Linked DNA regions of Homo sapiens: all the other regions are linked to region 5. The links are chromatin loops, found by intact Hi-C in ENCODE. Cell type or tissue: natural killer cell. All regions are shown on one strand. Links, peaks and the distances in the headings refer to the core of each region. The heading gives the core; the rest is flanking DNA. Region 1 has its middle 70 kb from the start of TEX41. Region 2 has its middle 8.4 kb from the start of TEX41. Region 3 overlaps ZEB2 (zinc finger E-box binding homeobox 2). Region 4 overlaps QTMAN (queuosine-tRNA mannosyltransferase). Region 5 overlaps ZEB2 (zinc finger E-box binding homeobox 2).

Region 1 (6,283 bases), core at 631-5,630, 87 kb before region 5:
CCATGAACATAATTGATAGGCAGCAAAGCATTAATAATCAGGGAGAACAGAGCTAAGAGAATGTTGGCGTTGTCTTCATTTCTGTTAATGCTTTTTTCAGATAAGCGAAATCTGATTGTTTTTATAATGTTTATAGCTATCATTAGGTGCATATTATATGTCAGGAAGTTAACATGTTTTTTACTTAATTGACACAATTGCCCTCCCTTATCCCCATTTTATGTGCAAGGAAATCAAGGTTCAGAAGAATAAAGTAACCTGTCCGCTGCCAAAAATCTTGTAAGTGGGAAAGCCTGGGTTCAGCTGAGGTCCAGACTCTAATGCCCATGCACTGTAGCTTACAAATGAAGGCAGTGAAGAGGGAAAGGCAGGGTTGTAGGAAAGAGGCTACCACTGCATGAGTAAACAAAATCTCAAAAGAGGCTGAAAAATTGGACTCAAAACACAAGCACAGAAAGAAAGATATGCCTTAAAAGGTGGAAATGTACTTCCCAGAGACAGAAGGAAAAACTACATTAAAAATTAAATAGCTGGGTGTGGTGGCATGCACCTGTGGTCCCAGCCACTTGGGAGGCTTAGGCAGGAAGATCGCTTGAGGCCTGGTATTTGAGACTGTAGTACACTAAGATCATTCCTGTGAATAGCCACTGCACTCCACCCTGGGCAACATAGCAAGACTCCATCAATAAAGAAAAGGAAGGAAGGGAGGGAGGGAGGAAAGGAAGGAAGGAGAGAAAAAGAAAGAAAGAAAAAAAGGAAAAAGAAAGAAGGAAAGAAAGATTAAATGGTTTTATATTTAAAAGTGACATTACAACTAAAATAATATTGGATGATCACCTAGAAGGTTGAAGTTTGCAGAGGTCTTTAAAGCTACTTACCTACATTGGACAGTATGCTAAAATTTTGCTAAAGAGTAGAATTTATTGCAACAGGTCTGTCTTGGACTTTAGCCAGCCACTTAGTTACTGATCTTATAATTAGTTGCACTCACTTTCCAGACAGCCCCACAGTGCAAGCCAGAAGCTCTGAGGACAGCATTCCTAAATCTATATAATACAGTCTTACAAGGTAATAATAATAGTAGCCACAATATGGTAAATGACAAGAGCTTTAGACAGAGAATCGAGTCCTAAATTCTAGCTGTAGATTTACTAACTAATCTTGTGAGCCTTAGAAATGCACTTAACTTCTTTGTGACCCATATTTCTAGTCTGTGTAGTAGGAATTCATTTACTCAACAAATATTCATTGAGTGCCTCTGATGTTGCACTCTATACTCAGTGTATCCACTCTCCTGGAACTGATATCCTACTAAGAGGTAGCAAAGCCAGAAAATCACAAAGGAAGCAAATCCACAAACAAAGTTTCAGAAAGTGATATGTAGAAAATAACACAGGAAAATGTGAGAGAATATGCAGCAAGGAGGTGCATTTTAAGCTTTTACCATATCAAGGTGAGAGATGATGGCTGGCTCTTGAAAATGAATTGGATAGATTCAAGATAGCAAGAAGATAAGATTGACTGATGACTAGATAGAGGGTGGTGAAGGTCATAAGAATCAAGCAGGAGTCCTGGGAGTTTTTCTTTTCAACAACTGTGTAGATGAGGGTGGCATTTCCTGACCTGATGAAAAATGCTAAAGAATGAGCCTGAGAGTCAGTAAACAAGAGTTCTGTTCGTTGGTTTTTAGATATTGCCCTACATAATCTCTGAGGTTGATTCCACTTGAAGAAACATTCCATGACTCTAGATTGTGACCACATAGGCATTTTGAGAGGTGAAATATGGTGTGAATTAAATTACATTCATGTCAATGAGTACCTGAAGCAGGATAGAAATGGTGGTCAAGAGGACCCAAGACATGTAAAAACTGTGTGAGTCCAGTTGGTAAAATTTATAAATGCAGTTGTCTAATTCACTGAATATAAAGATCAAGAGTAATAGTACAAAGAAGAAGGTTGTTGGTCTAGAGTGAAAGTCGTTGGAGACTAGCAATGGTGGTCTGGAGATCCATACATGATATGCAGATCATGGCATATACATCTATCTGGAAGACAGCATGGCAAAGCAAGAATGACAGGAACTACTCTCCGACACTCATTTGAGCAAGCGATCTTGCCTCTGACTCTTTATTCTCAAAGAATAAATGAGTTAGGAGACTAGAGGAGTATGCCTGGGTGGGTTTAGTGTGAAACCTGCCATTTTATTCGTGAGGGCTGGACTTATCACCTCATAAGTGTGAAAACAGGTGTGAAAAACCCCTCCTCATCCTCATTACTTCCAGTAAATGAATTCTTTTTTAAAAGCCTTCACTCACACAGTAAATGATTCTAAATATCTCGTAGTCGTTATTCCCCTGCCTATTCCTCACCTTCTTCAAAAGAACAGTCTAAAACTCTTGTGATCAGGAATGTGGTGTCACGATAAGTTTAGGGAAATATGGGGTTAATTGCTATGGAACACATTTTGATTTCACTTTTCTACAAGTGACTACACTCAAAAATACTCATTTTCCAGCATCTGCTTCATAGGAAGATGCTCCTGAAATGTTGTTAGGCAGGGTGGGGGACATGGCTGCCCCCTAAAAAGGAACCACATTGCTGGCATCATGGCCACTGGCATAGGACAGAGGACTACCTGTTACTGTTCCCATTTACAACCAGAACCAGACACAACCAAGGATCACTCAAAGTGTTACAAGTGAAAGCATTTCGTAAATTGTAGTGTAATCTGCAAACATAAGAAGTGATTATTATGTTCTTATTCAATCATGTAGAAATGGATGTTGGTTATAAGTGGGGAGAATTCCTACAGCTTTTTCATTCCTTAAGGCTGGATCACAAATGTACCATCACAACCAAAGCTAGTTTTAAACAATCTAAGCAATTACTGTTGCTGAGAAGAATGACGATTTGACATGTGTAGCGTCAATTTGACCATAATAGTTTCACTTCAGCACTAGGTATTTGACATTCATTAGTGCTGAAAAAAGTAAAGCGCGGTTTTATCACACCTTTTTACATTTGGTAAGTGATAGGTCCCACCCAATTAAAGTTCCATTTTATTTTAAATGATAGATTTTACCAAAAACACCTCACCTAAACCCCATCTCATCTATTTATGTCAAATTCTAACCTCCTCTTAAAAGTACAGAAGCAGATATATCCACTAAAATTGTTCCCTGCCATACTTGGCTTTGCAATACACTTATCTAATAAATTTTATACCCTTCTTTCCTACCCACAGAAAATATTGGCTTTGCTATTTGTTTTCCTCTCCTCCTAATACCATCCATTCTCTGGTTCTATTATTTCTAAGTTCATGTACTTACAGGTCTCCATTATGACAAGAAAATATATTATTCGGTCCTTTAATCCTTCCATCCTTAGTCATGTTTTAAAAATACTTCCTTCTCCTCCTCCCTCTGTCAGTAAAGTGAGAATATAAAAAAGACACACAGTACATACAACATATTTATAATGTAAAAACAATATTTAGCATAATTGGCTTTGTTTTAACTAATGTGCAGAGCATCTCTAAATGCATGTCCTCCTTTATGGGTTGCCGCTTTCACATGATTTTCCTTTGATGTGAGATTTTAAAGGCTAAGGACCCATTCTCCATTAAGCCTTTGGCGCTGGAATTCTCCCATCTAGGAAGCCGCTGTGTTGATGGCCCAATCATTGACTTTAGTATGTTGAGGAACCTTTTTACATACAGCTAATCATGTGCATTTTTAAGTCTTAATTTACAAATGCATCCAGATACATTGACATAAGGCCGATGCACACCATCCTGCCTCCCTGTCTACATCACTAATTTGACAGCATGAAAGTGTTAATGCTAATTTTATTTTGAATTTCCTAATTAAACATTTCTTTTATCCTGGACAGAAAGATTTATCATAGATTATTAGCAAATTACTCATCTTCTACTATTAGAAATAGTTTTAATGAGACCATACCTACTGGGAGGAAATAAGCAACTCATACCCACTCCAAGCACATGCAAATTGTTGCCATGTTTTCCAACTCGCAACTTCTAGAAGTCAAGTCTATACCAAGCCTAAAAAAGAAAAGCCCGCCGAATGCAGTGATCACGACATTCACATTAACAAGCATTCTAAATTCACTGTCTTCCAGGTCAGAGTTAACATAGTAATTTCCACTCAAAGGACACTGGTCATCAAATCCAACATCCTTTTATTTTATTCAAAATAAAAGGACAAAAATGAGATATAAACACAACTTAGAAAGTCTATGAGTTCATTTAAGAAGTGCTATTTAAGCTGTAAAGGATTTCCTGTCATTCTGGTTTTAAATAATTTTATAATATTCTTTTGTTCTTGGGTTACTCTATATCCAAATAATCATGTATGTAAATGACTCAATACAACAGTAGATGCCCTGACAATGTAAACATTATTGTTTATCCAGAAGCATTATATGTTCATGCAAAAAAAAAAAGTGGCATTAAAAGCTTGTGGTCAGATCAAAAAACCACAACTGTAATTGTTTATTTATATAACTTACCATTACTCTGTAGTGTAAGTTTACATTTTTTAAAAATTTCTAAACGCTGAGTTAGTCTTAGAAGAGTGAAAAATGCATGGTTCGCCTAAATGATTAAAGACAAACAACTTAGGTCTATGCATGCAGCAAAATGCTTTAATATGGAAATTATTCATTTTGCCCAGGCTTATAGTTTTCATTTTTATGCTGCCCTTGAAACTCCATGATAACAGGGCCATTCAGTGGAATTTCTGCATTTTTCTCTTCAGTTCAGGGCAGCTGGTTTCTTTCCTCTCGAAGCAGAAAGCTAAAGTATATTTATCACTCTAACAGTGACTCAAAACAAACAGGAAGTCTTCATCAGCCGGCTCCTGGGCATAGCTGATATTAGGTACTGGCAGAAAGGAAACAGAGACCTCATTCTCTGAGAGTCCGACAGAATGTACATGCAGATGCAGGCGATAACAAAGTTAGGGATGCTCCCAATGACCACCATGTTCTCCCAGGATTAAGTGCTCTTTGCAAGGCTCGCCAGCTTTCAGAGTCTGTGAAAATTCCTCAGGAGTTTTCCTTTCCATTGCAGTGTGAAAGAGAAGTTTGAACTGGATACCACGAGCCTTACAATCCTTGTGAACCTATGCGCCAAAGGAAACCTGGGAGGGAGCTATTCTGGGAGATTTGGCTTTGATCTGGTTGCTAGGAAAAAGCCCTGCTTTTGTCTGGAAGTATTCTGAATGGCTCCTTCAGTCAGAATGAGGCCTGCAGGTCACTGTCTGAATTAAGTGAAGAGGATTTTTTTTAACACTAAAAATGAAGTTGTCGCTGTATGCCATAATAAAGCTGGAGAGAGTAGATCGTGCTGCTGAGCAATGGTAACGGCTCTTTGCTACAACCTAAACTCCAAGGTATACTGTGAAAATCACTGAAGCGTGCTTGCAGATCAAATATATGCAAATATTGCTCAGTGGCACATATGTTCCTAGAGACCTTTGCCTTCACCTCCTTTTCAAATGAAACCTGTTTCAGATTCAAAGCCCACTTTGTTTTTATTAATACAAATGTTCACTATCAAACCATTTTTTTATCCTTACTAATAGAGAGGTTATACAACTCACACCTAACTTTTTTCAGCCAAACCAAACTCCAAATGGATTGCACTGCAAACTACTGATACTAATGCAAAAGTATTAGGCAATACACTTTGGGGGGTCCTTTCAATATTTTCTTTTTTATTTGTCAGCTAATCTCTTTGTTTATGGTAATGTATGTACCTTTGTATAAGGACTTTACAGCCATTATCTAATCTTCACAGATCCTGGTGAGGTAGAAAGGGAGCAAATCTTATCTCCGTTCTACAGATGAGGAAACAGAGATGAAGGAAGGTTGAGTAACAAGCTCACATTTTAAGTGGTGCATTCTGTCCAGATGAAAAAAACAAAAAAAAAAGACAGTATGGCACGGGCTTTGTTTTTCCAGGAGTGAGGCTAGATTTTCACCTACCACCCATCTGTTCACCAGTCCCCTTAATGACCGGCATTTCCCAGTGACTGCACACTTTCCACACAATCTGTTGAGAAAACACGCAGCAAACTGACCCACATGAGGATCAAACCCTTGACCTTGGCACCACTGGCATCAGATGCTTGTGAACTGAGCCACAGACTGAAAGCCTAATTGCCCCCAAGTAGAATGGGATCAATTCCTCCCCTTCTCAATCATTCTGGAAAAGAAAAGAAGGGCTAATTGTTATGAATTTATCTAGTCTTGTTCTT
Region 2 (6,283 bases), core at 892-5,891, 150 kb before region 5:
AAGGAAAGCTTCCCTACAGAAGACCCATGAGAGCCCAAAGTGACTAGGCTTTAGCCATGAGAAGAAAGGGAAAGACTCTCTGAGGTAACAGGCAGGGCCAGAGCTCAAACCTATATTCATCTGACTCGAAAATTTCCAGGCTAAATATTTTTAAGTCCATGCATTCAAAAAAATACAATTTAAAACACACACAGCTATCATTGGTCACTTCTGAAGAAGGCTGCAAAATAGGCTGAAACTGGAAATGAGGGGTTAAATCCAGTATTTAGCCTGGGTTTTACATACAGATAATATAATGAACATATATTTCCTCAGTGTAATCAAACAGGAAAAGTTTCTTCTAGAAATATTACAACTACTAGATTAAAAGGAATTATATTCATAGAATGAATATATTGTATTGCAGCCTCTAATGAATTAAGGGATCTGGACAATGATTAATAATGGCTACTGATACCACAAAAAAGAGACTATCAAGCATTGTTTGTCTCCTAATAGAATACATGACACATGTATGAAATATATTTGCCAAAAAAAACTCATTGAATCTAATCATACATTTAGATATCAATTTACAGGAAATAGAAAAGACTGAGGAACATATCAAAAGATAACACAGAAATTTAATCATCAAAATCAGAAAATTCACAGGAAAAAATGGCCTAGTTTCTTCACAAGAAAGAAAGAAAGAAAGAAAGAAAGAAAGAAAGAAAGAAAGAAAGAAAGAAAGATGGAAGGAAACCTGTAGAGTAAAAGAGACTTAAGACACATATTCCCCAATAGCTTTCTATGGACCTTATTAGGATCGAGATTCAGACAAATTTTTAAAAAAATATGTATATGAGGCAATTGGAGAAATTTAAACATTGACTTGCTAGTGAATACAATTAAAAATTTTTTGTTAATTTTTAGATGTTTTAACATTATTGCATTTGCCTTTTAAATTAAAAAGGCCCTTAATTTTAGAAATACCTTTGGAAATATTTGCAGATGAAATTGAACAAGATTTGTCTCAAAAGAATTTTGTTAAAACAAGATTAAATGAAGATACAGGTTAGACTAGATTGGCCATGAATTGATGGTTGACTCTTGATAGGAATGTAGAGATCCATCATACACTTCACTCTATTTTGGTATATTTTTGAAATATATATATAAATTTCAATAATAAATTCGAAAAAATTTATTACTAATATAATAGCAGTAAGTCTTTTAAACCACTTCCTTTCCCTGGCTCCTCTCGGCCTCCTCAGCTGTGGACTCTTGACCCTTTGTTAAGCCTAGCGTTCTCTTTTAAAGGCTCAATAGAAAATCAACCATCCAAGGATATCCTTCACCAGGAAAAAGGGATCATCTGAGCTCTGGGACTGCCCTTGCTTTGATTATCATCCCCTCTCTTTCTGGACAAGGTAGTTCCTAACCAAAATGTAGTTCGGCTGACTCTGAAATATGCTGGCAGAAGGCATATATTTCAATTCTGCCCTTAGGCAGCCTAAAAAGTGCACACCCTGCAAAACGATTAAGATCACTCCCTGTCACACTCCTTCCTCATTTTTCAACTTCACTTTTTATCATCCTGCATTTTGACATCAGGGACATTTACAATGATCAGCAAGGACACAGACATTCTCCATGGTAACTGTAAGTTTACTTGTTTATTTAGAAAAGTCCAGAGTCAATGGCATGCAAACTCAAACAGGGCCTTAGAGAGCACTAAGTTCAGTTCCCTCACTTCCCAGGGGTGGTAAGTTAGGCTCCAAAAGGTAAGGGGCTTGCCCAAAACACATACAAAAAGGAAGTGCCTGACCCGGGCACTCTAAAATCACAAACACAGCTTTCCTCTCCAATCTCTATACTCAAGAACAGAGGAGGACTCAGAACTATAATTGTGTGACTCACATCAGTCAGTGTCTCTGAAATATACAATCCTAAGCAATGTAGTTAAGCCTCCTAAGTCCACCTCCTCTCCCCTACCTGGGGAGATCAGCATTAATGATGAGCTGAGGTAAAAGAGCTTAGAGGCTTGAAGGGGCCACAAAGGGATTTGCAGTGCAGGGAGGGCCACATTCCTGAACTTTCTCCTCTCCTGGAAGGTGCCTGGTGTGCTTCGAACCTACAATGTCCATCGCTTCTTTTCCTTTGACCTTCTCTTAGTTCTTGCACAGTTTTCTTAACTTTATTCATAGTTTTAAAGAGTCTCGGGGTGTGGGGGGGTTACTAGCTCATATTTTAAACCCTCTCTTCCTACAACTTGACACTAAACAGATACAAAGATGAATAAAATTACCATCCTTAATTAGTGCTTTTGCCTCAGTCATTCCTAAGCTGAAGCCATTGGCTGACCACTAAAAATAATGTTTAAACAAGGTCTTCTGTGTTAATTTCCCATAAATGTATTTTAAAATGCTCCCATCCCATTCTATAAGTTTTATGGTTTTCAAAGAAAGCCATGTCCAAGAACAATAAGTCAGTTGCCCAAGGTCTCAGAGGTGTTGGGAACATAACCAAGAGCTAGCCCAGGGTCTAGCTGACCCCAAAGCCCATGCCTTCCAAGCAGCACAAGAGAGAGGAAGGCACCATCTAGGTGTCTTTCTTAGCTCCGAGGGAATAAAAGTCTTCCCAGGAAGGGACCAGCAGGACCTGAAGGCTGTTCTTTAAGTCCCCTTCAGGATCCCACGGTGAAAAGGTCAAAATACGTTCTGTGCTTTTCACAGATAGAGTTGTAAAATGGCTGTGGGAGAACAGCCTCGGAGTGAACCTGACATTGGGTGTGTGCAAGCGGTTCATGACTCTGCGGTTGAGTGTACATGAGTCACCCAGAACACCGCGAGGCTCCAACATAAACCATGTCCTCAGGCCTCACCCTCAGCCCCTGCCACAAGCTTATTCACACATGATGTGCTAGCCTGGCACCCAAAACCCCCAAATCATCCATGAGTCACAGCTCATTACGTGGAACACTGCAGGCTTGCTACCCTGATGTTGGGCCATGATTTGCTTAATTGAACCAAGAAAAGGAGCGTGGGAAGTGAGGGAGCCAAGCTGTTACCTATGCATTAAAGAATATGAAGCAGGACCAAAGGCACCACGAAGAAAACATTCCAAGTTTAGCGCTCTCTCAAGGAGTTCAAGAGCTTCAGAGCCAGACTGCTGAATTTTAAGCCCAGCTCGGCCCCTTAGCATCTGTATGATCTGGGGCATGTGATTTCTGCCTCAGCTTCCTCATCAGTGAAATGCAAGTAAAAGAGCATCTACCATACAGGGCTTACCCCTGTTAAAACAGTAACACCTAAAATGTGTATATAAATAAAGGCAGGTTGAGTATCCCTTATCCAAAATGCTTAGAACCAGAAGAGTTTCAGATTTTGGACCTTTTTTTTTTTTCCTTTATTGCATTATGCTGGTTCAGCATCCCTAATCCAAAAATTGAAAATCTGAAATGTTTCAATGAGCATTTCCTTTCAGTGTCCTATCAGTGCTCAAAAGTTTCAGAATCTGGAGCATTTCAGATTTCAGACATTCAAATTAGGGATACTCAATTGTACTACTATTAGTATGCCATCAGAATACTTTTACTTAAAACCTTCTATGTCATTGGTATATAAACCATGAAGTTGAACTCATCAACTCATTGCAACAAAGATGATCATGGAACTGTAATTGGAGAGCTTTGTTTATAACAAGCTTGCTCAATGATTGATATCTGGAGATGGAAAACAAAATAAGTGGGAAACTGGTAAACAATATAAACTTTAATATTATCTTCAGGGAGTTTAAAATTATAATCTTTAATAAGTGATCTTTTCATATCATTCTAACTTAGAACTATGTCTAGGTATCTTTTCTTTAACATTTAGGTACATGAGCTTATTTATCTTCTTGCTAAAGTTCAAAATCTAATTTCTAACACAGGTTACTTGCTGTAATAAACTCTACAAGCTTTAAAATGACAGGTTGAAAGATACGATTTTTTAGAGTTATGAATTAATAGCTATATATGTCAAAGACTTTGAAAGGGCCAACTTTTTCATATTTATAGATATATTATTGAAATGATAAAAAGTGAACTGTGGAAAGAGGAAAGAACTGAGAACCACATATAATGAATCAAACATACTTAACAAGACATGTACAGACACTTTGGTGTGCATCTCTTTTATTACGTTACATTAATCAAATACTGTTAAAGACATCCATCTGAGCAAAGTGTCATGATGATATTCTATAAAAACATTCTTTTGAAAAGAGTCTGTCCTGACAGCCATATCAACTATATTGTTTTAAGTGATTGTCAGACCCACACTTCTCAGAAATTAAGACAATTTATGTATGTGCCTCTTGAGTTCTCTCAGCCCCACTGAGGCTAGCTTTTTAAAAGAAAATAATGTACTTGGAGAAAATGCACAAAATCTGACTAAGGAGTCATAAGACTCTGGGTGCAAATAATTGAAAAAAATATTTTAGAAGCATAATATCAATTCATCTAGTTTTAAAGTTTTCACAAATTATAATAGGGAATTCTGCTTATTTCACAAAATAATTATCTGACCTTAAGAGGATTTTTCCTAACATCACATAAACCTGATGGCTTTACACAGTGATGATGAGCTATTATTTCATTTTCATCCTGATAAACTACATAAGAATTGCAATTTTTATATGCAATTATTCATAATGTATGTTTGGATTTCCCTGTTTAAATTCTATTAGAGTCCTACTTTATGAAAAATCTATCATTTAATATTCTATTTAATACTGAGATGAACATACATAAAAGCAAACAGATGAAGAAGATGAGTAATATCTCAGGATCTGTAGCCATCAGACTATGAGCAAATCATAATATATTATTATAAGTCCCTTCTGTTACAGTCAGATATTTCAGAAAAATAACAATAATGTATTAAAAACGGAACTTCTCTGGTCTTTAAATAGCACAAGTAATTCAACTGATAAATCTAGATAATACTTATAGCTCTCTATACCTATGGTTTGGTTTTGCCTTTTCTAAATTAAACTGGATTTTCAAACTATTTAGGTGCCACATTCATTTTACCCTGAGAAAAGATATGTCAAAGAACTTTATGGCTAGAAGTTTGTCTTAATTAGCATACAACTGAACAATCAAAGTCTAAAAACTGAAAGCCAGCAGCTGAATGTAACACTGATTTTAATATCCTTATTTTTAGAGAGAATTTATTATAAGAAATTGATGGCAGGTAGAAAGAGGATAAAGGTGTCCATACACTGCTTAATCATCTATACATAAAATTTATTTGGAAAGAAGGACAAATTTGGCCAGTTGCACCTTTGCCTTCATATAGATTCAATTTTCTCTGTCAGTTTGAGAGAACAGTTTTTGATTTTTCTACTACCTGCCTTCTGTGGTGGGGGAGGAGGGTTGAGGTGAGCCAACTAAGGAAAAACAAACAATTATGGACTGGGCATGGTGGCTCACACCTGTAATCCCAGCACTTTGGGAGGCTGAGGTGGGCAGATCACCTGAGGTCAGAAGTTCGAGACCAGTCTGACCAACATGGCAAAACCCCATCTCTACTAAAAATACAAAAATTAGCCGGGCATGGTGGCGAGCGCCTGTAATCCCAGCTACTTAGGAAGCTGAGGCAGGAGAATCGCTTGAACCTGGGAGGCGGAGGTTGCAATGAGCCAAGATCGCACCATTGCACTCCAGCCTGGATGACAAGAGTGAAACTCCGTCTCAAAAAAAGAAAAAAGAAAAAAAAAAAACTTTTCAGTTTGATGTAATGTAACTAGAAACCTCTCCTCTAAAATTGCTGTAATTGCATAGAAAGAAAATCTAAAGTGTAGCCATAATTATTTTTTAGAATGCTTTGAAGCCACCTTAGAAATTTGGCCCTCTTACTGGAAGACATCTATTCTTTTTGTTCCAGTCCTTGGCACATGCAGAATGACCAACCTCACTTATTGCTGCCACTCCCATACAAACCTAAGAAATTTCCTTTATGCATGACTAACCCCTACTAACCTTCATCTGCTAAATGATTTCTTATCTGTATGTGAAAAAATAATAACCTGATTATTTAAAAAATTACTCTCATCATTTTGTCCAATAGACCAAGCCCAAAAATCAGAGGATGGCAAAGTTTTCCCTTCAGATTTTACATTGAGGAGCTAGATTTATTTTTCTCTATTTAAATTTTGAACATTTTTTTAAAAACTTATCGTCTAGTTGTGTTAGTGTTCCAGATGTCAAAATACGATTTTATTTGACGCTGTTTAAACTGAAAATGAGCTTTACAAA
Region 3 (6,283 bases), core at 798-5,797, 130 kb after region 5:
AATTCTATCCTCGTTTCTCCTTCTTTGAATGGCACAAATAAATACACTACATAAATTTTTCTGGTTTGAAAGGCTCTAGGCGATAACTTTATTAATTCAACCTGAAAATATCAAGCCATTAAATTTTGTCCGGGTAGAATAAATCCCTGTGGCCTCTTTTAAAGCAATGTAGGTCTCTGTTGCCCATGGGGCATATCTGTGTCCCAATCCACAAGAGATAGGACCAACAAACAATGAATGTGCAACCTAACTCTTTCTCCTTGGAAAGAAGAAAGTGTGCACGAAGTAGAGGAGGGTGGGCAGACCCTGCCTTGCCCCTCCTGTTACCCCCTTCTCTGTCATTTGTTCCTAACTCCATTTCATAGGCAGGCTCAGAATACCTGAGTCTGAAAATATCAGGATAACACTTGTGAATTGTGACAATCACTACAATGTCCCATATCTGAGGAGTTTTTTTTAATGCTATTTATCCGCTGGACACGATTGCACATTAGGGCTGCATAATCCTCTAACTCTAGGGAAAAATAAAAACTTTTGATTTGTCTTAAGATTCTTCTCCAAGGTCGCAAACAAGAAATTCCCCTCCACAACCAAGAGATGTGCATTTTAGTAACATCAGATGTGTTCTTCTGTTTTATCAACTACTTACTCTTCCCACACGCTTAGTTCTAAATCTAACCTTTCCCCCCTCGAATAGGGGGCAGGGGAGGATGAGGAAACACTGGAACAACTGAACACCCCTGCCCATTTTCTCCAAGAGCCTTTTGTATTCTAGCATATCTGTGCAATCTTTTCTTTTTTCTTCACATGACACTGTAAGCTTAGGCCTGAAATAACTGGGAAGAGAGATGCGTATCAGAATTTCTCCGCAAGAGCTAAACAAAACATACATCTTCCTTAGCATGAATTGGACTGGGGGCGGAGTGGGAGGGCTTGGAGGAAAGGGGAAAGAAGGGACTATATTTGAATAAATATGAATAAATGTATTAGATACTTTTCACAATCAGATAACTTTTAAAAAGGTCATTTTTTATCTTTCTAATAATGTAAGCCTTAATAAAAGCAAATCTTAGTCACAAATTTGAGGAGACTGCCCAATAATAAGTTTACATGTATTTGAACTGAAAAATTGTTAACCATGCTTTTGCTCCAAGATGTGTGAGGCCATTCAGGGGCTGTAGGGCCCTGGATATACACACAAACAAGTGTGTGTATATCTGGAGCCCCACACATTGTAATAAACACAGCTGCATTTATTTGACTATGTGATCCCATGTACATGTAAAAACATTCAAACAAACACACTCAGCGGATTTATTTATTGTGCAATGGGGCAATTATTCAAATAAACATGCTCAATGCAATTATTTGAATCTCACATTGCATGTTCATCAATCATAGCACTAAAAAAAGAGGGGGAAAAAACACCAAAGAATTCACATGGGGAAAAAATATATATATGAAAACCACCTTATTATAGATTTTATAGGGCAGCTGAGGTTATGGCTCCCTTCTTAACTGTAACTCAACTATTCTGTATTCAATGACATTTGTTTCTAATGATTAATTGGTTCACTCACTTGATCATATAATAGCAAACTTTATAAACCTGTATTGTGTAGAGATGTGAAATCTCTATATTTCAAGAGCAGAAGAGTTCTTTCTAGACACCTTACATCAAGGGACACTGGTCCAATTATTATCGCTTATATAAGCACTCCTATAAATTCTGAAAAATTTTATACATGCAACAAAACATTCCTACATTTGAAGACATTAAGAAAAATCACAGGTGACTCATCTGATCATTCTATATATTAATAAATATTATGACATATATGTGAACACATCACAAATCATATTGGTGTACCAAGAGGCAATTTATGCCTCTCTTAAGTATGTACTGACATAACCTAATATACTAAAATGGGAAGGGGCTTTTAGTCACTGAAATATGCATCGTGTAACAAAGATGAAGAAAATACATGGCTTGTGCCCATCATAAAAAAAGATTCAGACTGAAGGCTTAGCTTTGGTTTTTTCAATTAAATTGTTAAACTGTGCACAGTGATTTTTTTTTAGAACTTGAGACATTTGTGATGTTGGCTGTTTAAATCTTTGTTACCTTCGCTGTGAATTGAAATTGTACATATTTAGTAAATCATGCAGACAAAACAAACTTTTTAGACAATATTTTTATTGGAGAGTTTTCTTTTCCTGTATCCATGTTAAAAAAAAAAAAGACCTCCTTTCCCAAAATAAAAATGTCAATACTAAATTTAAAGAAGTATAAAGGAATGATTGCTTCCTTTAGAGCAAAATATTTAAATAAACATGGAGATAATTGGCAACATGTTCTTTTTGGGCTAGTAGGCTGTGTCCAATTTTTTGGGTCTGATGTTTCAGAGGGCCTCTGTTTCAGGGTTGAAGATGATATATTAATCTCGGAATTAAACAAATGCTATTAAATAACAGAAATAAATCCTTCAGTCTTCATTTGTATCTGAAATGTGGAATTAGTCAGAGAAATGGCACCGAGATAATATGATGCTGAATATGCCACAAGCTAAAACTTTCTCTATTAAACGAGTCGCCTACTACCTATAATCTAGCATGACATGTTAAAATGCTCCAAAATACTGAAAATAGAAAATGAACACTACTGTTCCGATTTGGTCTTGAGATTAATATGACAAAGATTCTAATAATTTTAGTCAAAGAAAATGATGAGTAAAAAATACATGAAGATTAAAGTGATGACAAATGATCTTTTAAGTATTCTAATTGGTCTTTCTCATTCATAGCTTTGATTCCACAGAAATTGCAAATCCTGATTATCCTGATTTGTAAGTGCACCCAGTCAGCTTTCTCTCTTTCACTCCATGGAATATGCCTGTTAGATTTGGAACGAAGGATAAGCCCCCAAAATGTTAAAAATAGACTACTGCCCTGGCAGGAAATTTAGCATTGGCAAGCACAGAACTCAGAAGGAATTGATCTAACATAAGGAAACATTCAGAGAAAGATTTGTGCATTATGATCCTGTTCTGACCATTTTCAGAGCAGTCAAAGGGAAGTAAAGTGTATGTGGGTGTGCGCATGTGTGCGTGTGTGCAGGTTTGCTAAGTTTGTGTGTGTACATTTGAATAGCTGTGTTTCTTAAAAAAAATACTCAAGACATGGAAAAAGTCTGAAAAGAAGTGCTTTTCAGACATTTTACATTTTGTTATCTTACATCGAAGACATTTAAAATGTTGATACTGGAAAAATAAAAGGTTCCGAAGACAGCCTCACCAAAAAAAAACTATATAATTTATAAGATATGCCAACAACAAAATTGAGAAAATATTAAATTATCTTTACTCATTTTATGGGAAACTTAGATTTTAGTTAATGACCTTTCCTTAAACATGAAAAAATCACGTTTATTCATTCCTAAAACGGTATTATTATAGGGGGAAGAAGTACGGTTATACCCATTCTAGTTTTGTTTAAGAAAAGAGAAATACAGCCTTCAAATTACTTGAAAAAAATGTGGATGAATAAAAGAATGTAAATTTAGAAAGGAAACTCAAGAACAACCCTATGCTCACCGAAAACATTACGGTATATTTAGTGACCACAAGCAACCCAGACCTTGGTTTTTACATCTCTTCTGAAAGACACCACTTCCAACACAAACAACATTTCCCAACCCTGTAGTGCAGACCAGGATTGGTGCAGACATAAAGGGAGAACACCAACTATTGAATAACCCTCAACCACTTCCTGAGTCCTGAAACATTCTGTGGAGGTCTACCACTTCATTATTGAACATGCTTAGAAAGTGTGAGCTCATAGGTTTCCGGTTGAAGGTACATCTAAGCAAGAGGGGAAAAAGAGAAGTACTAACCACCCTGCCCAACTTGCTTTAACCCTTAACACACTAGTACTGGAGAGAAAAGTAGGCTTAGAAATAATCAGCCAAACACCCAAGTAGAGCCTTTTCTTTCCCTTTTCTGCAGAGTAAAGTGCTTTTGTATTATCAAAGACAATTCCATGACAAGGGAAGTTTCACTCACTTTAAAATAAATGTGGATGGAACCATCCACAAAATCTTCTGAGAACAAGAGTTCTAACCACAAGAGCTGCTTAATATGTACTTCCTTGACCTTTTAAATGAAAATCAGAATAATGATTTGTACAAAAACTTTCCCAGGAATTGTCATGGCCCCTCATGTCAGATACCTTCATTTACGAACTGGCCTGTGTTAACTCCTTTATGGCTTGACCAAATTATAACACACTTCGCGTCTACCTTAAAATTGTCAAAACTCATGTTCTCATTCTTCAGTAAAATTTTCATGTGAGTTTAGTAAGAAGAAAATCTTTATGTTTGTAACTTTTGGAAAAATAAAAGCAGTTAATTATTAATCTACTACCTGCATTTTATAGATGAGGAAACTGAAGTCTACAGATCCTTGAGACCACATAGGCTGTTTGTTTCCGTCCCACAATGGTCTCTAGAAAACAGTTAAGCATAGATTGTCAGAATCTCAGTCTTCTGCATCATTGTTTAGTGTTCTTTCCAACATGTCACAGTAAAACTCTTCTTCAAATGGCTATGGAAACATTAGAAGGAATGAGTTAGTTTCTCTACTTCCTACAAGAAGTTCGTTCTGGTCTACAAGAACTCTTCCATGCAAGAGTGCAATGAAAATAATCTACTTTAGAAACCCTTTGTTAACTCTAAGATGTCACATCATCATCTCAGGACTATTAATCGCTTGTGGGCTAGAGTCTGTTTTAACTAAGAGCCAGAGACATGCTCAGTTTTGAAAAATGCTCTTTAAAAATTACTAACTGCTGTTGCTACATGTTACCCACTCATTATGTTGAAGACTCTTGACAGTGCTCATGGCCATTGGAGAGTGGTGGCTCCATCCAACCTCTCTACCCACAGTTTTCAGCCTGAGCCCACTTTATGAGTCCTCAGTACCATTCTTTCTCTGCTCATGACCTTTCTGAACCCTGAATGCACTGAATGATCCTGACGTGGTCTGAGGAGGAAACAAGGCAGCAGGTGTACACAGTAAGAGGAGCAGTAGGAATTCATAAATCTGCAATGGGAAAATTGGAACAGACAGAAACAGACCAAAAGGTTAGAGTGTGAAGGAATCTTAGATGCTCTCTCATCCAAAGCCCTGGCTTTTCAAATTCTGGTGTTCTGAGGAAATAAAACCCTAGATCACTCCATAGTTACTGGCAGAGCTGGGACCAGAAGCCAGATCTCCAGTTATGGCATAGATGTTTTTATTGCTTCTATTGATACTTCTACTACTTGTATGATGCTTTCATTTTATTATATTTAGTGGGCCTACAAATAATACTAATAAATAACAATAGTTGCAACATCAATAATAGTTCAATGTACTGAGTACCTAGCGTGTGTAAGGCACAATACTAGGTACTATGGGCTACCCAAAAATGAACATGGCAGGATTACTGACCTCAGGCTTCTTACAATCTGGCAGAGGCAGACATACACAAATAAGGATAATACCAAGTTCCAAGTGCCTTAGGAAGGGACTAATGTGGAAGTCTCAACCATGTTCCCTTCTGTACCCTGCTGCTTCCTCTATTTAAACACAAAATGACACCTTTCTCTCAATAATATGTATATTAGTGAGTGATACTATATGAGAAGCACTTTGCATGTCCTGGGGATACAGCGGTGAATAGACAATATCCTCACCTTCAGGGATGTACATTCTAGTGGGGAAAGTAGAAAACAGAACCATTTTATGGATCACTTCAGATAGTGCTGTTTTGTTGCAGGTAAAAGAAGGTGATGTGATTGTAAATGAGATGGAAGTAGCGGACAGTCAGCTGGGGGTGGGTGCAGATCCACAAAAGCCCTTGAGGGCAGTGGTGATTGACTTGAGCCTGAAGGTTGTAAAGAGGTCAGCCATGGGAAGATTGTGCAGTGAGAGTTCCAGAAGAAGAAACAGCAGGTGCAAATACATGAGGCTGGAATGAGTTTGGCTTTTTTGGAGAATAAAAAGAAGGCCAGCCTAACAAAGCATGGTAGACAAGGGAGAAGGGTGGAAGATGATGTCAGAGAAGTAGAGAAAACAGTTCCCAGGTCATGGGAAGGGTTTATAGTGTGATCTAGTACTTAGGACCAACTCCACGGAATTCAGAGGATCTGGAGGAATAGAACCTCTTAGGTCCTTTGATCCAATGTCATGTTTCCATAGGCGAGAAAACAGTTTATAAATCTATGAGGTTCGCTCCGTGGGAG
Region 4 (6,283 bases), core at 793-5,792, 330 kb after region 5:
ATTTTGAATGGGGTCACATTCACAGGTACTATGGGTTAGGACTTGCATGTATCTTTTTGGGGGATACATTTCAACCCACTACATCATCATCATCCCAGAATTCAGTGTAATATGCCTGTCATTTTCTGTGCCTTCAGTTTTTGTTGTTACCGTTAAATAAAGGACTCTGTCTGGTATCATCATGTATAAATAATAAGCTGTAAAATAGTCATTAATTCTGAAACCAGAAGACGCTGTAAGATATTTTATCTTCAGTTTGTCAATAAGGCAATTGTTAGGGTTTGAGTTTGTACCCATCAAAACTCATGTTGAAATTAGATCCCCAATGTGGTAGCGTGGAAAGTGGGCCTCAGTGGGAGGTGTTTAGGTCATGGGGCTGGATGGCTCATGAGTAGCTTGGTGCCATATTGGAGTAAGTGAGTTCTGGCTCTCGCAAGACTGGATTAGTTCCTGTGGAAATGAATTAGTTTTGGAAAGAGCAGGTTGTTAAAAGGCCAGGATGCTTCTTCGGTTTTATTTCTTCACTCGTGTCTGATTCTTCTTTGACCTCAGCCATGTTATGTCACCAGAAGCCAGGGCCATGCCCTTATATTTTCTAGCTTGCAGAACCATGAGCTAAATAAACTTCTGTTCTTTAAAAATTATTCAGTCTCAGGTATTCTGTTACAGCAACAAAAAACAGACAAGACAACCACAAAGTGGTATCAGTGACTTGACAATAATCACGTAGATGATTGTCCACAGAGTAGTATGAATAAGGTGTTATTTGTCTGCTATTATATAATATTTTCTGTGATGTCACTTTGTTTTTTCTTATTAAGATTAAGCATCTTAAGATATTAATACCTGACACTAAGATGACATGACAAATATTAACACAGTTATGGCTTTAGAGTTATTCTAATCAAACTGCTGTCATTTTGCAGCTGAGGAAAGGGAGGTCTTGAGAGGTTAAGTGAGTTACTGAAAAGGAGAGTTAGGTGATGACATTTCTGGGTGGATTTTGAGTGTTTGGTATTGAATTCTATAACATGAACCTAATGTGGCAAATTTGATATTACCTAGAGGACACTGAAGAAAATCAATAACAGGTTTGAAAATAAATACTGAAAGAATTTGAAATAATTTAAACACAAAAGTAAAGGATGACTAAATTAATAATATTTTTCTCTTACCACTGAAGGCAAATAGAAACAGGCTCAATCATCAAGCAGATTCTGCTTTGTTTTTCAGCTAGAAAGTGTGACAGTGGGACTGTTGAGAATTGTCATGGAGAATTTGAAGAGGAATGAACTCTTATCCAAAACAAAACGAAAATAAAACCCACATACATCTATGTATTAGTTTTGTCTTACCTGGAAATTTCAAATTTTAAAAAACCCATTAGTTTGCATATTTATTTCCAGTCTACATTATTACTTCCTCCTCAGAATGCAAATCTAATTTACAGGGAGGGACTTCCACCCTCTACAACATAATCTCTGAAATCTTTGAACTTGTGGCTCTTCAGTGCCTGATTTTTATATCTGTTTCTCTTATAAAACAGGGCATGATGTAACTAATGGCTTTCAAATCTCTGACCTTCAGATTGTAGCATAATATTCCTACCTCAGACTTCCTATAGATGGATTAAGGTGTGTACCTCTAATAGGATCCTTGATATCTTTCAAGAGATGAAGGCAGAAGGAGAAACTCAGTATTCCTAGTAGATATATTGACCCATACTCTTCTGGGCATTGTCCTGGCTTCAGTTACCTGATGGACTGTCTAGCTGTAAATGAATACCATGTCTCAACTGATCTGAATCATCCTGTTGGGTAGCTTCTGCACTGACTTTTCTTCATTTGCCAGTTGCTCTGTTATTATACAGGCAAACATACATTGCCTGCCTGCCATTTGTGTACGACTTTATAATCTTTTCTACAAACTATCTTTCCTATGTCTATAGCTTTCCTTTTTGACAAATTTAAGCAATTTCTGCTCATTGATTTTTGTTTTATTTTGTTTAAAAATAATCTAACTTCTTTTCTCCTACAGACTTTTACAAGCTATCTAAAAACAAAACAGAAAACAGCTAACTCCTGCTTGCTAGTGGCTGTACATCCAATTGCCTTCCTTGGCTTGGAAAGGAAGACAGTTGTCACTCAGAAAGTCCTGTTGCATCTCGTCAGAAATTCTTAACCAGCCCTTGTTTAAAATTTCAAGGCAGTAGCTCTCGAGACTTCAAAGAAGATTATGGTTACTAGTACTCTTTCTGGTTATCAAACATGGTAATCTTTGCCTATATTTAGGATAAATTAAGGAAGAAGTAGACGTTGATGAATTAATATGGGCCAATTCAAAATAACAAGTGCATCAGCTTTCCAGCTGGTGCGTCCAATGGAACGTTAGAGAACCTCTGCATTACTGAAATCTACTTCTTAGAGGGTAGCATTGAGTTGCTGTTAAAATCATAACTAACTAAGAGTTATGCAGACCCACAGTAGATGACTGTGAAACATAGGAGAACAGATCCTTGTATGGCCTAATGTAGTTACCCTCAGTGTTGCCATTTAGTAGCTATAAGGTTTTGGAGAAATTGCTTAACTTTTCTGAGCTTCAGTTTTCTTGTCTTTTAAAATGGGACTAATAATACCTACCTTACAGTATTATTGTGAAGGTGAAGTTAATCCAAATGAGATAATATATTTTTGGAGCCTGACATAGTGGCTGGCACAATGTGAGTGCCTCATAAATAGTGCAATATTTTTTCTGTTTGTATAGCACTGTGTAATTTTCTCACATACCGTATCATTTGATCTTTCAAATTAAGAAGTGGTCAGGAAAGATGGTAAGAGTTTGGTAATAGCACCTTTTTTACAGTTGAAAAAGCTAAGTTTCAGAGTGGTAAGTCCCGTATCATATAGCTATTTACGGTTAGGTTTTCTGATTCCTCATCTAGAGCATTAGACTTTTCCCTCCTTTATTTAAACTCTTATTTTTAAAATTTACTTATTTAAGCTTCTAACTATATAGGTATATGGAGTTATACCTATATAGGGAGCCAGTGCTTTAATAGAATTCCTGATGCCCTCATCCCTGTATGCAAATGAAATAACAGATACTTAAAGGGCTTTGGAAAATAATTTTAAGTGCTAAGGAAACATAAAATTGAATGATTTTTTTGGTTAATTTATTATATTTAGTCCCTTCTGTAATTGGTAGTAAATTGGAAGCATCTAAAAAAAATCATTTCCAAAAAGGAAAAGAAATACTTCCTATAGCCATTTTTCCACTCTCATTACTGTATTAACCGTGTTCAAATATTCTTTTAATAGAAAATTCCATATTGTTTCTAAGCCTTTTGTTGAAGAATTCCTAAGCATTATAGCTCCTTATTTTTTTGTTGGAGGAACTAATTTTATTAACGTGGCAATGAAACTGACACTTAAGGAATTATGAGCAAATATTGTAGCATTTGCTAGATTATCTTTCTTTTAAGCTCTCTAAAAGAAAATATTTCTCATAATTGTTAACACTTGTAGAAAATCTTGTGAAAAAAATAGATGGAAAGTATTCCACTCTTCTGCCATACCTGGCTATTAAAAAAAGAAGGATTGGCCCACTTATATTCAGTATAGTGCATGTTTGACTTGCTCTACCTCCATGTACTTCCCTCAGTGTAAAGAACTTAGGCAGGTGTTATTAATAAAAAAAAATAATAAAAAACTCCTATTTTAAATAAGGATGCTATTCTCCCAGCTTTGAAGCTCACACATACTCTCTAACTTATCCCAGCTTTTGCTCATCTGGTCTTTAAATGTCTCCTTTCATGTGGTCAGCCCACGAGCCGTGCGTATTGCCGCTCAATCACGCCACTGTACGTAGCCATCATGAGGGTGGTTTGCATGATTTGCATTTCCTGTACTGTTTGAGCTTCAATGAGCTCTAAGCGCCACGTATGAGGAAACCACTGCCAAGTAATGCAATGATTTTAGTCAAACCAGATGAGTGTGTGCTAGAGTCAGGCTACCAAGTTGGTTGGGGGTGGGGAGGTGTTGTTAGGATATCCTGTTAAAAAAGGATTCTTCAAGATGTCCGCACATGCAGGATGTGAATTCCTTAACAAATCTGGCCATGTAATGTAAGAAAGTTACATTTGGGAAGATAAGACTAAAAGGCTAGATGAATAACCGTGTATATGTTGCTCTTAAAAAATTCAGCCCTATAGATTTTAGTATGATGCTTTAATGTGATTATTTATTGTGACAATAATAGATTTTGATGACATTAAATTTCTAGCCATATAGAATGAAATTTAGTCAGAATTAAATTAAATACATTGATTACATGTCCCCTTGTCCTGTAAAAGAAAGCTTGTATTTTATTAAAAAATGATTGATGAAAACTGTTGGACAAGTATTACAGAAATGGCATAGTAGTGGGCCAATGAATAGCTACTAAAGTGGAGAAGGAAAAAAAACATGTACCAGATACTAGTCTTCATGAAAAACATAGACAGATGGGGAGACAGACCTATATGATGCCACAAATAGATGAATATCTTGTAAGGATTTCAAACAAATGTTGAAAGATCCAGTGAAATTTTAAAAGTTGGTTTAAAAGTATATCTTATGCTTATAAACATAGTGTATTTATTCTGCTCACCTGAAACCCAACCTCTAAATTGTTAATAAAATATTGTATCAATATTAACCAAAAAGAGTGTAGGCTGAAACTATATCTAAACTCAGAAATATTAAAATGAATCTCACTAATAAGAGGGACTAATTTTTCTTAGGCTTCTTAGACTCAGATATGATATTATAATGCTTACAAGAAAACCTTCTATAGAAATCTTTTAAAGTATTGCTTAATAATTGTTTCAAATATTTCCTGTTCTTATGTATGGACAATTGAAGAATATTCTCTTTTCTCATATTTTATATATATATATAATATATATATATATAAAATATATATATAATATATATATATTATATATAAAATATATATATAATATATATATATTATATATATAATATATATATTATATATATAATATATATATATAATGTACCTGATAACTTGCTGTGGATGCTACTCAATAGTCTTTAGTACTAGTTCACCTGATTACAGCCTACTAACTAATCAGTGCCTATCAGGCATGCCCTGCAGCACTTTTAAGGTATTCCTTTTTTTTTTTTTTTTTTTTTGAGACGGAGTCTCACTGTGTTGTCCAGCCTGGAGTGCAATGGTGCGATCTTGGCTCACTGCAAACTCCGCCTCCCTGGTTCAAGTGATTCTCCTGCCTCAGCCTCCCAAGTAGGTGGGATTACAGATGTGCACCGCCATGCCTGACTAATTTCTTTTGTATTTTTAGTAGAGACAGAGTTTCACCATGTTGGCCAGGCTGGTCTTGTACTCTTGACCTCAGATGATCCACACACTTCGGCCTCCCAAAGTGCTGGGATTACAGGCTTGAGCCACAATGCCCGTCCACTTCTAAGGTATTCTAAAGAGGAAGCTTTTAAGTCACACATACCTACTGAGGAAATTGTTCTATAATTATCTATTTTAAGAAAAGGTAGACAATTTATATGGATTAAAAAACTATGTATTATTATATCTACACTAAAATGGTTTTGCATGTTGAATGTACCATGTAGTCAATTTAAGTCTGAGAATATTTTTCATTGTGCTGTGGACTGAAATGTTAAAGGCCAGTTTTTACTTTTTTTTTATTCTCTTTTATTTCCTAGTTTCCACTTTTAACATTTATTGAATTTTAATGTATGACTTAACCCTTACATAATGCTAAGTTTGGCACTTTTGGGTTGTTGCTAGCTTATCTGCCATGGGAGATCTTGGGCCACAGAGCGCTTTTTTCAGAGTCTGAATTTGAAGGAGGGCATATTTGACCCACAGAGCTCTTCATGTGTTTAATTGGATATGTTCACTAATGCTATTAGAATGTTGCATTTTAAATAATGTAATGTCATAACTGTCACATAAGTTATTTTTTATTTATTGATTGATTTTTATTTTTGAGATAGGGTGTCACTCTGTTGCCCAGGCTAGAGTGCAGTGGCATGATCTAAGCTCACTGCGGCCTCCATCTCCCGGGCTCAACTGATCCTCCTTCCTCAGCCTCCCAAGAAGCTGACACTACAGGCATGCACCACCACACCCAGCTCATTTTTGTATTTTTAGCGGAGATGAAGTTTCACCATGTTGCCCAGGTTCTCGAACTCCTGGGCTCAAAGTGATTCACACACCTCAGTATTTCAAAGTGCTGAGATTA
Region 5 (6,037 bases), core at 1-5,000:
CCCATCCCGCCACCTTCCAGCATCAGCCTCTGAAAAATCTCACAGAGACATGCACGTTGTAGCAAAAATCAAATCCGGAAACTGCTTGTTTCAGAGAAAGAAATGAAGTTGTCTTTTAAAGAAAAACTGAATTAGGAGGAGAGAAAAGGGAAATAGGAGAAGAAAGGAAAAGTTAAATTTGATTTTTCTCCAGAGTTTCCACTAAAGGGTTGGGGACAGTGTGAAGGAGAAGGGGAGCTTTTTACAAATGCCTTTGGTCTCTGAACTTCAGTGGCAAAGAACAGGGATCAAGTTGAATGTTCTCAGGGCTTTGGATCCTAGAGGAGAAACAATCAGAAGAGCAGAAATGGTTATCCCTGTTTAAAATAAGCCCTCACTCTTTACCACTTCCTTAAAGGAGTGGAGGTGCTGGTAGTGATGGTTAGAGGCAATGAGGGACGGAGAAGTTGCTCCCGTTTCAGAGATGCTTAAATGAAAAGGAAAGAAAATGCAGTCAACCCCTTCTCCAGGAGGTGCCTCCTAGCTCTCCTCCCTGAGAGGTGAAGTTGGGATGGGGCAACGAGAGTCATACACACTTAGACAAGGAAGTTTCCTTCGGATCACTGTCAGTCCAGACTTGGTTATCTTTGCAAAGTGTGGAAATCTTTGGCAAGTAGCTTTCTTCGTAAAGTTGATGAGCTTCTAGGGAGCCTGTTTTGCTGACTTTCAAAGCACTGGGGCAGGTTGTGTGGCAGGTACCAGTTCTGAGGGCGCTCCAAAGATATCCATCTCCATCCTTTTTTCTCTGTGGAGATCTTCTGCAAGTTTTGTCACGCTGCACACACACAAGGCTGGGGGCTATGTATCTAGGCTGATCTATTTGTTTTATTTTGGTCTGGAAAAACTAAGCCAATTGGGGTAGAAACATGCTTTCCTTCGTAGCAGAGCCAGTAGGCTGCTGGTGTCCATAGAGTGACAGTCCACCAGGACTAAGGGTGGGCTGAGGATTTTAAACTTTACATTGTTTCTCTGTTACCAGATACAAATAAATTCACGTCTTCCACCATTTGTTTTCAAATAGGGTAAAACCAAGATTAAAGTTCCCTGCTCAACTGCTATGTCATAGGTTTCAGTGTTTCCCTTCCTTCTTAATTTGCTTAAAGAAAATTCCAAGAGGTTATTAAAGACCTTGATGCCATATTAAGAATATTTCCTGGGAAAAATGTATGTCTACCCTGAAGGTAGGAAAGGAGGGCGTTGCTAGCCTCTAGCAGTGCCGCGTTTATTCTAAGATGTGGGAGATTCTTTTCCTTGCAACAGTTTTTGTCATCTGCATTCTTCCAAGGCTTTTAAGGTGCATTTTCTTCTGTGTGAAAGGAAATTCTTTGTCCTTTTCCTCTCAGCACCGTGGCTTCCCAAGGTAGACACTATTTTGTGCCTGTCACAGAGAGAGGGAGTGCAGGTTTGCAATGCTCACAGACAATTGATTGTCTGCCCTAATGTGTTTCATTTACATGTTTATAACGTCAATGGTGCTGGGGTGTCCACTGTACCATTCATTCCCGCATTCCCACAAGGGGGCAATTGTCTGAATGGCCAAGTCAGACACCTTTTTGATTGCTCTTTGGTTGTCTTTTCAGAGCAAAGAGATAAAGGAGGAAAATCTGTGATGCAGAAACACTAGTTGAAAATATACAGAATTAAATGTCACCACAAAAGCAGATGTTAACATAAGCCCAAATATGCTTTTTAGCCAAGATGTGAAGGTTGAAAAAAATAATTCAGAGCAGAGGGAAGGATGATTTAAACCAATAAATATAGCCCTATTCCCCCTCTTTACTTCTTTTCTGTCTTTAGCAATCAGAAGATGAAATGTAATTTTCCTTTTCATTTTTAAGCCTTGAAACATCCAGGCACCTCCTCATTATTTGTATGTTTGCTGTGATTTGTGAATTTTGTATATATTTACATAGCTCTGTTTATGCCAACAGCATCAGCTTACCACTTGGAAAATCTATTGAATGACTATTTGGGCTGTGGGGAGGGTAAACTTTTAAAAAGTAAGATCCAAGTATTTCTTCATCAAGCAGTTTTTAAAAGGAAAACGATAATAATCAGTAGGCTCCATGGAAGCCTTTGCCTTAATAGCTATGTGCCAAATACTTTTATCTTGTGTGACAGTCATGTCAGAGTGAAATCTCTCAGGAAAAGTGTAACTAGTAGTTACAAAGTAAATAAAGGATTTCATTTTAAGGTGTTCTGTAGTGTTTTTATGCTGTGTATGTGCATGTGTGTGTTTTGTCTTGTGTTTCCTCTGAGGAGGTAAGAAGAAAAGCCATCCATGCGTGTATCTTTTGGCTTTTCTCTTCTTTCCGTTCTCTCCTACATATTATGCATATATGTAGCCCACATGAATACACCTGTTTAAAAGAAAATCACAGTTCAGATGGTGCCTTGCTGGTTCATTTAGGAAACAACAGTTATTAGAAGTTGGTCTGATTTCGCGTGTGGTCCATGAAGACAGAAAATACCAACTCTTGTGTCATCTGGTGGGAGGCAAATGGGGGAAAAACTTTTATAATTTTGTAGTAAATTAGAGAGGGGAAAAAAACTGCCAGTCTGTGAAAAGATTTTTGCCTCTCCGGGAAGACACACACACACCCAGTAGCTGCACCGTTAGCTGAACCCCTGACACGGCGGTCTTTTGAATGCCTTAGGTATGATTTCACTTTCGCTCACATCAATGCTGACCTGAATGCCTTTCATATCTGATCCGCTGTGTCTCTCCCAGTAAACATCCCCTGAGGGGAGAACAAAGAAAGGAGCTCTTCTTCTTCTTAATCACAATTCAGCCCTTTCACCGCCGGCAGGCTCCATTTGCATTCTGCCACAGAAAGCCAAGATGAAAAGAAAGAGAGAGAGAAAGAGAGAGAGAGAGAGAGAGAGAGAGAGAGGCACAGGGTAGTAGCTGAGTAAAATAACTTAGGTGTTTGTGGCTGTTTGTTGGGCTTCCCCTAGTTACCAGCCTTATATAGCTGATGCTCCACCAGGCCCTGTCCCTCCTGACAGGCATATAGTGTTACAAGATGGCATGTCTGTACTATTCATGGCCACCCGCTCAACACTTGAGGTAAAAAGTGTCAGGAGGGGATCGAATTCTCCCCCAGAAGCCTGTTAGATTTGGGGTCAGGTGTGTGGACTTCCCGCCCTTAAGTGCTGCCTACGATTTGGCTTTAATAAGTCTGATTGTTTACCAGCGGACCAGAGAGGTGAGGGCCCTGGGGGTGGGAGGGACGGGCGAGCTGGAGACTGGGCCCCTGGTCTGGTTTCAGTGACGGGTCCTCACACCCAGCCTGAACACACTGATAAATCCTCAGGAAAACTGGAAAAGACTTTCCCATTTTTCCCCCTGACTTTTTATGATAATTCATATTTTCAAATGAAAGGGGAAAAAAGCCAAGAAGAAACTCTCAAATGAGCCAAAAAGGAAAAAAAAAATTCTCTGAAAAGAATTTTAGGGGGAAAAGTTGTGCTATTTTAAAAAGCTTTGAGGGCTGTAAAGTGCCACGTTTTTCACACCTTCTCCATACTTTTTTTTCAGATTTTTTTAGTATGTTTAACATTTGTGAGATGACAGCCTTTTTGTATCTCAAACTGGATGCTTCAGGATTTGTAGGGGAGGGGTTGGTGGTATTCACGTTCTCTTGTGAGAGAAAGTTTGTGCCTAAAGGCCTCCTTCCTGGGAACTGTTTAAACCCTCGCAGGCAGACCTGTCAGGTTTTACTGTGTTATTTGCCACCATTTTCAACATGCAAAAGTAACATGCAGTTAATGGTATTGGAATGAGACCACAGCAAGAGCAGAAACCTCTCGTGACAACTTTTCAGCGACATTATCTTGCTCCTAGACTGTCTTGTCTTTTTCTTCCCCTTTCTGAAACCACTTTTGAGATACCAATAATTTTCTCCCAACAATTAGATTAAGGATACAATGCGCTCACACACATGCACCACACACACACACATTCACACACACAAACACACACACAAACTTTGGAAGTGCAATCTCTTCCAACAGCAGAGTGAATGATTTGAAACGGGGGCTTTTCCAATAACCCTTGTGGAAGATTTCACTTATAAGAGCAAAACTAACGGATATATTAGAAGTTGTGCGAACATGTGACACAGATTCCTGATTTTTTTTTCTTTTTCCCAGAAGATTTACAGAATTTACAAAAAGAGATTATCCCTACACCTTCCACCCCTCCTATCCACCCCCATGACCCAAGCAATGAAGGATTTAGGCAGATTTACTTCAGTAAACACCTTTGGACACTTGCGGGGAAAGTGGGAGTCTGTTTGCAAAAGGAGGCTTTTGTTAAGTGAGGTACGGGGATAATGCTTTACCAGGCAGCTGTGATATTAACCTACCCAGCAATGCGGGAACACTCTTTAACTCTTTGAGTGCCTGGCCCCTTGCGCTCAGCAGATAAAATCCTGGCTCTCCAAAGACACTCAGAATTCTGGCTCTAGCAGTTTATTATTCAGACAAGTCTTATAGGCATGAAAACTGTTCAAGCTTTTAAAACAATGTGGTTTAATTAGATGAGGTGGACTTACATTGCTCATAAGCCCTCCAAATGGTGGTTTATAATTGGCAAGGGAAAAAAAAAAGATAGAAAAAAGGAATCAAGGCAGCACATTAAAAATTCCAGGAAATATCTTTAGAAAAGCTATTTTCATTTCTAGCTTTTAAAATATTAGACTACGGTAGCTAGAGGGAATGAAGCAGCTGGGGCCTCTCTCCTTCCTATAAAAGACACCAGAAGTTTGTGATGAAGAAAGGGGCTTCAACTTGAAAAGCTATGAGAGGCCAGTTCGGACAGTGATATGATCTCAGCCTTCGCATCTTTTCAAGGGGGAAGTACTGCCTATCTGTCCAAACCTGGGAGGTCATGTGAACCTCAGAGTCAGGGCCTCAGGCTGGCCGTTACCAACTTGAGACTTTCCAAAGCAAGCAGAGAGGCATTTATGAGGAAGGAGTTAATGGTTATTTTTTGCTGGGCACAAGAATAACTTTACAGGTGTTGCATTTGGGCTTAAATAAGATTGCCTTATTTAGTTTCGAAAAAGAGTGTAGGTGTCAACATTCGAGCAGCCACAAATGTGTGAGAAAGTAAAGGGTATGAGACATGACGGAATTAAAGGTGTTTGCTATGTTGTTACACCGTGTGTCAGGCTGCAAGCTCCCTTTGTCACAGCCTCCTGGTGATTTGACAGCGCAGATCTACTTCCCTTCTAGGTGAGACAGCATTTTTAAACTTGAGTTATAAATATGGTACACCCTTCGAGTTGCACCCTGCCTCCCAGATCCGTGAATCCTATTTGAAAGCATCTTGCCCTGAGACACAATGAACAAACGCCCGTATACAAGGAGGCTGTGGGCTCGGGGGCCCGGGCAGCGCCAGCATCACAGTAGCTGGCATTGACTGTTGTTTGGCAAGAAGGTCCTCTGCCAAATCATCCAATAATTAAGTTTTATGTTATTTGTATGAACGACCAAGCATGCAGTATTCCTTTTCAAATCAAAGGGAGGCTTAAAATTACTTTTTGAACACTTTCAGACCATGGTCAGGTCACAGTTTGGGGGCTGAATTAAAATGATCTCATTCATGATCTAATTGAGGTTGGCAAAACCTTAGCAGTAGCAGGAGTACATAAATATAAATCAAAGACCAAAATTTAGCAAATCATATCATTTGCTAGAAATCTGCTCATGAATTATTCTCCGATTGCCAACCCAGAAGTTAAACTTTGTCTCCCCTCAGCAACAGTAACTGCGCATATTTTTTCAGGCTTCTGACAGGAAAGTTAGAGGATCTGAAAAGAGAAAGGAGAAGGAAGATGATCACTGTGTCATCAGATATGGTACATTTGTGACCCAAGAAACTATGAGAGCTGATAAAGCCATGTACGTTTACAGTGGCTGCTGCAGCCTTGGTTAGAAATTAATATGGGTTTCTAAAAACCAGACTTTGGAAGAGCAGGCAGCACAGACA

The links. A loop is a pair of places that touch in the nucleus more often than their neighbours do. Peaks named below come from ENCODE experiments on the same cell type or tissue, not always from the same donor. Only the 100,000 strongest peaks of a DNase experiment are listed, where the experiment ranks them.
Region 1: a loop joins it to region 5, with 4 times the contacts of the local background. A loop is called at or near these places in 9 of 110 quality-filtered maps.
Region 2: it touches region 5 in a loop (7-fold over the local background); 2 of 110 quality-filtered maps call a loop at or near these places.
Region 3: it touches region 5 in a loop (2.4-fold over the local background); 4 of 110 quality-filtered maps call a loop at or near these places.
Region 4: a loop joins it to region 5, with 5 times the contacts of the local background. A loop is called at or near these places in 3 of 110 quality-filtered maps.

Annotation. Positions count from the first base shown.
Region 1 is chr2:144,595,023-144,601,305 of GRCh38, reverse strand. No RefSeq gene overlaps it. Among named protein-coding and RNA genes, the nearest start is that of TEX41, 70 kb to the left of the region's middle. In natural killer cell, for the core only: no CTCF peak of the experiment used is centred there; DNase peaks (open chromatin) are centred at 2,935 and 4,875; H3K4me3 peaks cover 862 bases; H3K27ac peaks cover 4,977 bases.
Region 2 is chr2:144,656,472-144,662,754 of GRCh38, reverse strand. No RefSeq gene overlaps it. Among named protein-coding and RNA genes, the nearest start is that of TEX41, 8.4 kb to the left of the region's middle. In natural killer cell, for the core only: no CTCF peak of the experiment used is centred there; a DNase peak (open chromatin) is centred at 2,854; H3K27ac peaks cover 2,326 bases.
Region 3 is chr2:144,380,565-144,386,847 of GRCh38, reverse strand. It overlaps ZEB2 (zinc finger E-box binding homeobox 2), which reads left to right. Exons shown (of 10, transcript NM_014795.4): 10 at 1-2,767. Among named protein-coding and RNA genes, the nearest start is that of QTMAN, 51 kb to the right of the region's middle. In natural killer cell, for the core only: no CTCF peak of the experiment used is centred there; a DNase peak (open chromatin) is centred at 3,787; H3K27ac peaks cover 470 bases.
Region 4 is chr2:144,181,556-144,187,838 of GRCh38, reverse strand. The region is part of intron 4 of QTMAN (queuosine-tRNA mannosyltransferase); the gene reads left to right. Among named protein-coding and RNA genes, the nearest start is that of QTMAN, 150 kb to the left of the region's middle. In natural killer cell, for the core only: no CTCF peak of the experiment used is centred there; a DNase peak (open chromatin) is centred at 3,888; H3K4me3 peaks cover 526 bases; H3K27ac peaks cover 1,147 bases.
Region 5 is chr2:144,507,584-144,513,620 of GRCh38, reverse strand. The region is part of intron 2 of ZEB2 (zinc finger E-box binding homeobox 2); the gene reads left to right. Among named protein-coding and RNA genes, the nearest start is that of ZEB2-AS1, 9.0 kb to the left of the region's middle. RefSeq lists enhancers at 2,617-2,666, 2,697-2,766, 2,414-3,329. In natural killer cell, for the core only: no CTCF peak of the experiment used is centred there; a DNase peak (open chromatin) is centred at 2,870; H3K4me3 peaks cover 1,476 bases; H3K27ac peaks cover 5,000 bases.